3 separate regions of the Mus musculus genome follow, and regions 2 and 3 are each linked to region 1. A link is a loop called in an ENCODE intact Hi-C map of the cell type or tissue named here. Cell type or tissue: gastrocnemius. All regions are shown on one strand.

What was found. Peaks named below come from ENCODE experiments on the same cell type or tissue, not always from the same donor. Only the 100,000 strongest peaks of a DNase experiment are listed, where the experiment ranks them.
Region 2: a loop joins it to region 1, with 4 times the contacts of the local background. A loop is called at or near these places in 12 of 42 quality-filtered maps.
Region 3: it touches region 1 in a loop (3-fold over the local background); 7 of 42 quality-filtered maps call a loop at or near these places.

What each region holds. Positions count from the first base shown.
Region 1 is chr3:97,927,592-97,930,091 of GRCm38, forward strand. No RefSeq gene overlaps it. Among named protein-coding and RNA genes, the nearest start is that of Gm5544, 1.3 kb to the right of the region's middle. In gastrocnemius, a CTCF peak has its summit at 1,532 (motif pointing right); DNase peaks (open chromatin) are centred at 1,528 and 1,991; H3K27ac peaks cover 277 bases.
Region 2 is chr3:98,131,255-98,133,754 of GRCm38, forward strand. Notch2 (notch 2) reads left to right here. Exons shown (of 34, transcript NM_010928.2): 23 at 1-180. Among named protein-coding and RNA genes, the nearest start is that of Adam30, 28 kb to the right of the region's middle. In gastrocnemius, a CTCF peak has its summit at 1,114 (motif pointing left); a DNase peak (open chromatin) is centred at 1,567.
Region 3 is chr3:98,039,640-98,042,139 of GRCm38, forward strand. All of the region lies in intron 1 of Notch2 (notch 2), which reads left to right. Among named protein-coding and RNA genes, the nearest start is that of Gm40103, 15 kb to the left of the region's middle. In gastrocnemius, a CTCF peak has its summit at 1,376; a DNase peak (open chromatin) is centred at 1,367; H3K27ac peaks cover 2,500 bases.

The DNA of each region.
Region 1 (2,500 bases):
AGTTTCATCCTCCACAGCAACGTGCTCACATTTATAGCATATGGAGCTCAGCAACTCAGTACCTGTTGGTGTGTACTTCTTTGTGTCCTTAAATGTATGCCCTGTGCGATCCCTACAGGGGAAACCAACTGTTTCTCAGGCACTCAGTCCCATGACTAGTTCATGGGACATACTCGGCATGTTTGCAGGGTCAGCACACTGAATTATAAAGTTATATGCACAGTTTGGGGGAAATAATTTTGAATGAAAGGTACTAAAATAATCAGAGCAGAGTAGAAGCACATGAAAGAAACCAGAACAAAATACCAGTGATGTGAATGTATAGTGAGCACTTTGGAGGAGGGTTAGCAAGCTAAATTGGTTTTTTGGAGCAGAAACAATTGAAAGGTAAATAGAGAAGGAATGGGACAGATTAGGAGGAAAACGACCCAGGCAACCGGCAGATCTGTCAGGGGACTTCCAGGGAACCATCACACTCAGGGACTTCACATTGTAGAGCTGCTTTAATGAACTTCAATGTCAACAAGTCATATAACCATTCTTATTTATCTGAAAAGGTGACTCCAGTGATAAATGCCTTGGCCAATATATCATATAATGTAAATATGTTTCCCTGATAAGAGTGGCTTATCACAGGACTATGATGGTTGAATCCGCATGCTGAGAAGTTTGTTTCTTGATGGTTGTATAGGTGAGGCCATTGGAGTAGAATCAGTTGTACACCTGCATATCTATTTGTCTGGAACGGTTTTGTAAAATGAACATTACTGGAGTGGGATAGAGATTTGTATGAAATTGCAACAGAGATGTTGCTTCTAACAAATGCAGCAGGTGAACTGGTAGAAAAAACCAAAAAGACAGAACTGTGAGCCAAAAGGCATGACTTCTAGCTCTAGCTCAGCATTCCAGCAGTAGGGCCTTAGGTGAGTTATATAGTACCACGCGCCTCAGTTTCCACACGGGGGAATGGGAATTACAATCTCTTCCCATTCATGGACTCTTTGAGGATTAAAAGGCAGTCCTGGCTGATGAGCTTTACAAACTTGAAGCAATTCGTATGTACACAATGAATCACCTTGGCTATTACAAATGTTCAAGAAGAGCACTGTAGCATGACACAGAGACCCATGCCTAGCACTGCAGGTAAAAGCAAGATTTGGAATTCTAACCCAGCCTAGGGCTACATGGTGAGACGCTGTCTTGATATACTGAGCACTGGTGATATAGCCCCTCATCTCCACTTGGTTCTGACTTTGATCCTAGTACTTAATAAAAAGATCTGTGTAGCCTGAGCATTCTTGCCTATTTCCTCCGGACTCTGGACAACCTCTTCAGTTGTTCTCTTAGTCTTTTTTTTTTTTAGACGCTTTTTAGTTTATTTGCCCTCTCAGAAATCTGCACATCACAGCAGAACATCAAGTCACCGCAGATCTACTCCTTTGGCTTTTTACCATAAGGAAAGGGTCTGGTCGCAAGTGCTCAGATGTTCTGGTTCACATCAAAGACCATGAGTATTCCCAGCAGAGGGCAGCAAAACTCCAAAGTCTGCTGCTTCCTCAACAGAGAAACCACTCTAGGGTAGAGAACAGTGACAGTTGAGAGTATTGGCTGATCTTCTAGAAGACTAGATTCTCAGCATGCACGCGGCAGATCACAACTGTAACTCCAGATCCATGGGCTCTGACACATTTTGGCCCCCAAGGGTACCAGGGATGCTTGTGGAAAAACACTAAAAACAAGCAAACAAACAACAACAAAACCTGGGCATGGTAGCACACATACTTTCTGAGTTCTAGGACAGCCTGGTGAACAGAGTGATTTCTAGGACAGCTACACAGAGAGATGCTGTCTTGAGAAGAAAATATTAAATGGCTGAGTTTTAGTCAGTCTTACTGGCCAGGCTTTAAGCCCTAGTAACCGGCCTGCCTGTCTCCCCAGCCTTGCGATTAGAAGCTTGTGTGGTCAGCTTTGACATGAGCGTATCCTGGGGTTCAGACTCAGGTCCTTGGGCTTGAGCAAGCCAGCTGACTGCTCTAGCTTCTCACCACCACCACCCCCACACCCCAGCACCACTGCCCCACCCCACACCCCAGTTCCACTTTTTTTTCACAGTGTTGGAGATCCAGTCCAGGGTTCTGTGTATCCCGGGCAAGCACTCTAACACCACGCCCTACCCAAGTTTTTTAGATATAACTTAACACTTAGTTCTGCTTGTTTTTAATTTCATTTGGGGTTTTCTGAGACAGGGTCTCACTTGGTAACACTGGCCATCCTGGACCTCCTTATGTAGACCAGGCTGGCTCCCTATGTAGACCAGGCTGGCTGCCTCTGCCTTCTGATTGCTGGCTTTAAAAGCATCTGCCCCATGCCTGGTTGAGTTTTTAAATTTAAAAATTTTTGTAGGACATTGAGGTGCTCAGCCCTGATGCCTCCTGAGTCCAAAGGATAATTCCCAGTCATATATGCACATACTGGTGCTGTAATGGTATCTCTGTCCTAC
Region 2 (2,500 bases), 200 kb after region 1:
GTGGCCAGTGCGTGGACCGGATTGGAGGCTACACTTGTCGCTGTTTGCCTGGCTTTGCTGGGGAGCGGTGTGAGGGGGACATCAACGAATGCCTGTCCAACCCTTGCAGCTCAGAGGGCAGCCTGGACTGCGTTCAGCTCAAAAATAACTACAACTGTATCTGCCGCAGCGCCTTCACGGGTGAGAACCTCTCAGCCCTTGCTAGTCTGATGTGCAGGAGTCTTGAGTAAGCAAACCATGATCTCTATGGAAATGTCTGACCTCCTGCAGCAAGCCAAGACCAGCTTAGGGCAAGGACGCAGGGCCCAGGTTTCCTTAAGTCTTTATACCATGGGCATCATAACTAGGCTCATCTTTACCTTTGCTTTTCTGAGAGACTCTTTTGTGGTATATGGATTATATCATGCTTGGCAAGAATATGAAAAATAATCTGTTGGGGTACAGGGCAAAATTAACATTTTTCAATTGAGATAAATTAAACAAGACATAAAATCTGCCATCTTTATCATATTAAGCTTGTTGTGCAATAACTTTCAGCACTGCAGTGACCACAGTAGCATTCAGCACACCCCCACTGCAGTGACTGCAGTAGCATTCAGCACACCCACACTGCAATGATGCAGTAGCATTCAGCACACCCCCACTGCAGTGACTGCAGTAGCATTCAGCACACTCACACTGCAATGATGCAGTAGCATTCAGCACACCCCCACTGCAGTGACTGCAGTAGCATTCAGCACACCCACACTGCAGTGACTGCAGTAGCATTCAGCACACCCCCACTGCAGTGACTGCAGTAGCATTCAGCTCACCCCCACTGCAGTGACCGCAGTAGCATTCAGCACACCCCCACTGCAGTGACCGCAGTAGCATTCAGCACACCCCCACTGCAATGATGCAGTAGCATTCAGCACACCCACACTGAGTACTACAGAGATCACTGTATACTCTCAAACTTTTATGTGACAATACAAGGGCTGGCAAGATGGCTCAGTCAATAAGAGCACTGACTGCTCCTGAGGTCCTGAGTTCAAATCCCAGCAACCACATGGTGGCTCACAACCACATGTAATGGGATCTGACGCCCTCTTCTGGTGTTTCTGAAGACAGCTACCATGTACTTGGATATATTAATAAATCTTTGGGCCTCAGTGAGCAGGGACTGAGTGAGCGGGCCAACCAGAGTGAGCGAGGTTAACTGGAGCGAGCAGAGGTCCTAAATTCAATTCCCAACAACCACATGAAGGCTCACAACTGTCTGTACAGCTACAGTGTGCTTATATACATTTATAAAATAAATATATAAATCTTAAAGAGAGAAAGAGAAAGAAACAAAGAAAAAGAAAATACAAGACGTTTATCTTCAGGAGCCGTATATCTGAGTCTGGGTGGACCCACTACCCTGCACCTTTTGACACTCTGTGCTGAGTTACTTTGCTGTGTCTGTGCCTGTCATCTTTCTAACTCTGGGAGGCCTGTTAAAAGATCAGGTCCAAAAAGCAGCCGATGCGAACCCCAGGGAAGCTGCAGTAAGCATGGTCCTCCTGCATGACTAAGGCTTGGCTGTGCGCCGAGCCTGCTCTTCATAGATGGCGTGAAGAGAGCAAGCGCTGCCTCGGAACAGGAGCTCTGTAGGCCACCTAGTCACTTATGGTGACATTTGGAGCTAAAGTAGTTGCCCGTACAGAGATGTGTCATGGTCATAGGCTTTGAAATCTGTCTTGTGCTTTCTGGAACCTGCTTGGACTTCTTATGCTGGGTGTGTCCTCACATTCTAGAAGCCTGGGAACAGCACAGTCCTCTAACTAACTGGTAATTTCCAGTGTGGATGCTGGTCCATGCTGAGCCCCTGTCCAGCCTGCATGCCTTCCGTCTCTTTTCTCTCCCACCCCCCACCCCTTCCTTCTTTTCAGTCTGAAATACATGCCACCCTTAAAATGCTTGGAATTCTACAGAGAATGGATGGGATTTCACAGTGTGAAAGCTGCCTCAGTGCAGTAACTCCCAACAAGAAACTGTTCTTTCCAGCTGTTATAGACGCTGGGGCAGTGTGGGCTCTGAGGATGCTCATATGTCAAACGCTGACCAGAACTTAAAAAAGGAGAAAAAGGCAGAGGGGCAGGACAGGGCGAGGCAAGGTGTGGGGACACCTGAGTGAGTTTCCCAAAGTCAGGAAATGCTGTCTGCTCGTGCCCATGTTGGAAGTGGTCCACTGAGCTGTGCTCTGAGATGTCCCCTCTAATGGTCAGCGGGGGCTCTTGATGCTGCTGTCCCCATCAGCCGTTTCACCTTAGTGTCTGCCTCTGTGATCTGAGACATTTCATATTCTTGTTTCTCAATTCTGAATGGCAAAAGCATTGCACTTTAAAGCTTTTGTTAGTTTAAATCTTCAAATGGCCACAGGGCAGATGGGACCCTTTTTCTACGATTTGTCAAGAGACCCCAGCAGAGCCCCACATTCCCTCTGTGATTCCAAGCACCTGTCCAGTGTATCAGGGAG
Region 3 (2,500 bases), 110 kb after region 1:
AGGCTGAGCTACTCTTGACCTCTCTAGACTTGAGAATGCTGCCAAGGGCATCGTGGCCCTCTGTGTTTGTGAGTTGACTTTGTTTTTTTGGAAGCCTAGGGTTTGATGAAGGAGCTCCCTGGCTGCGGGGATCAGTGGCAGCCATCAGTGTCGCCTGCTTCTCTCTGCCCTCGTGTTGATATGAGTTGATTTCTGTGTGAGGAAACAGCTGAGGAGAACTGAGAAGTAAGACTAGGGATGGAAGGGCCGGGCTGTGCCCCTTGCACCATCTTCATGTGCACTACAGAGTGGGTGTCTGCCTGCTGGCTCCCTCTGGTCCCCAGATTTGGGCCCTGGGTGTACTGTGCATCCCCCATCTCCACGGTTACTTTTCTGACTGCAAGTCTCTGTGCTGATTTGGAGTGTCAGATATAGGCAGGCCAGGGACTTAGGACCTTTGGAGGTTCTTGGACTTAGACAATTCTCAGTGACGTGTGCAGGAATGCTGGGCTTGAATACCATGCACGGGTGAGTGGGGTTCATTTGGTGCCGTAGGTATCGAGCATCTGGGACCGAGATGACCATGTAGCTGCCGACTTGCACACTTCAGAGCATATCGTTGAACTCTGTGGTGTCACCATTTGCACAGCAGCTGCGGTATTCCGGTGACTCCTGCCCAGCCTGGTTCTTGTGAATAGCCCCTGTTCCTACCACACAAGGGTGTTTTTGAAAAAGACCATGAGGATGGACGCTGGTCAGGAAATCTGAGACTAGTCTCTGGATTTTCCCTGCTTGGTTTTGGGAAGTTGCCATATTTTGTGATAGCATTTAACAATCACAGGATTTTGTTTTGTTTTGTTTTGTTTTTTTTCCTTTTTAATATAACATTGTGTCTTAGACTTTTTTGAAATCTACCTCTGGATGAACAAACACTAGACATTGTCTTCTTCACTTAAAAAGCACCAAGAAGTTTAAGCTAAAAGACATTCTGCTTCTTTTGGGGGGAGGGTAGCAAGAAAATTATATATACTTATAATTTTTTCCAGTAAGGGTACTTAAAAGCTTCTATTTAAAATTATGGGGTTTAAAAACTTTAAGTTGTACTTAAAATACTTTTTTTTTTAAATATCTTTTAATAGAGAGGGCTTACTAAAAGAACAGGGAATTGTTGGCAGGCAGAATTTGTCTTGATAAGAGGACAGATAGAGGTAGTACGACAGATCAGCTAGAAGGCTGGCCCTTTGAGCCTTTGGATGGGAATTCTTCCTCTACCTGAGGCTTTAGCACACTGAGCCATGGGCTTGTAAGCCCCGCGTCTGTCTTTGTTAGTGCCATTTCTTCCCCAGATGGATGTCCATGCTGAGGAAATACACTGGGGCTTCTTGGAACCATACTGGCACCTACTGACCAGTGGATGTGCCAGGAGCAAAAGTGCTTACTGCGAGAGGAGAGCAGGCATGCATCCTCCCTCACTGCGAGAGGAGAGCAGGCATGCGTCCTCCCTCACTGTGAGAGGAGAGCAGGCATGCGTCCTTGCTCAAGTTTCCTGGACAGTTTCCTTTTGAGGAGTTTGTTTTTGCATTTGTTGGTTAGTTGCACATGATTTTGCTTTTGTCCAACTTCTTCAGTCAGTCTCCCCTCCTTGATACACATGGCTAAAGGTGCACAGGGGTTGGGTCGGAGGGAATATCATCATGCACACAAATTTTCCTTTATTTTAAAGACTTATTTTAGTTATATGTGCATGTGCCACGTGCACATGAGTGCAGGTACACACCGAAGTCAGAAGAGGGCACTGTGTGGGTGCTAGGAGGAGCTGTGTGGCCTCTCAGCCACTTGCCGTCTCCCCAGCCCCAGCTCATGCGTATTTTAAGACAGAAGAAACATTGAAAGGTGTTTTAGTTTTGCCGAGATCAGAAATGTACAATTCTACTTTCTCAGACTTTTATTCTTGTTAAAGGCTAAGATGTGTCTAACTGTGTTCCTCTGTTTATTTTACTTCTCCTGACAAACGTAAAATCTGTGTTAGAGTCTCATTTCAGTGTCTCCATGCTCAGTAAAATGGAAACCTTTGAACATTTTAATCACGGGAGCTGGTGGTTGAGTCTGACAGTAGGTTTTTGTCTTAGCTGTTTAGTTTGTTGAATGTCAGTGACTATGCACCTTCCGTGGTTCATACACATGGAGATGAGCCATCTCTGTTGTCAACACCACTGCCTTTCAAGAACTTTGCTAGACGTGAGGGTGAGAGTATGATACACCTGCCCAAGCCATAGTGGAAGCACGTGGAAGCAAATGATTCGGAATGCAAGTAGGAATTAGCAAGCTAGAGAGGGGTCGCATCGTTCAGTGCCGTCTAGAGGGACAGCATGCAGTGGTGCCATTAATAGACTGACATGTCCTGGTTCTTCTGTGGGTTTTCAAACCATATGTTGTATATAGTGTAATCTTTAACATGCAAGGGCTGAAACTTACCTAGTTGAACTCATTTGCTTCAGCTCACAATTGGGGTCTAGTTGTT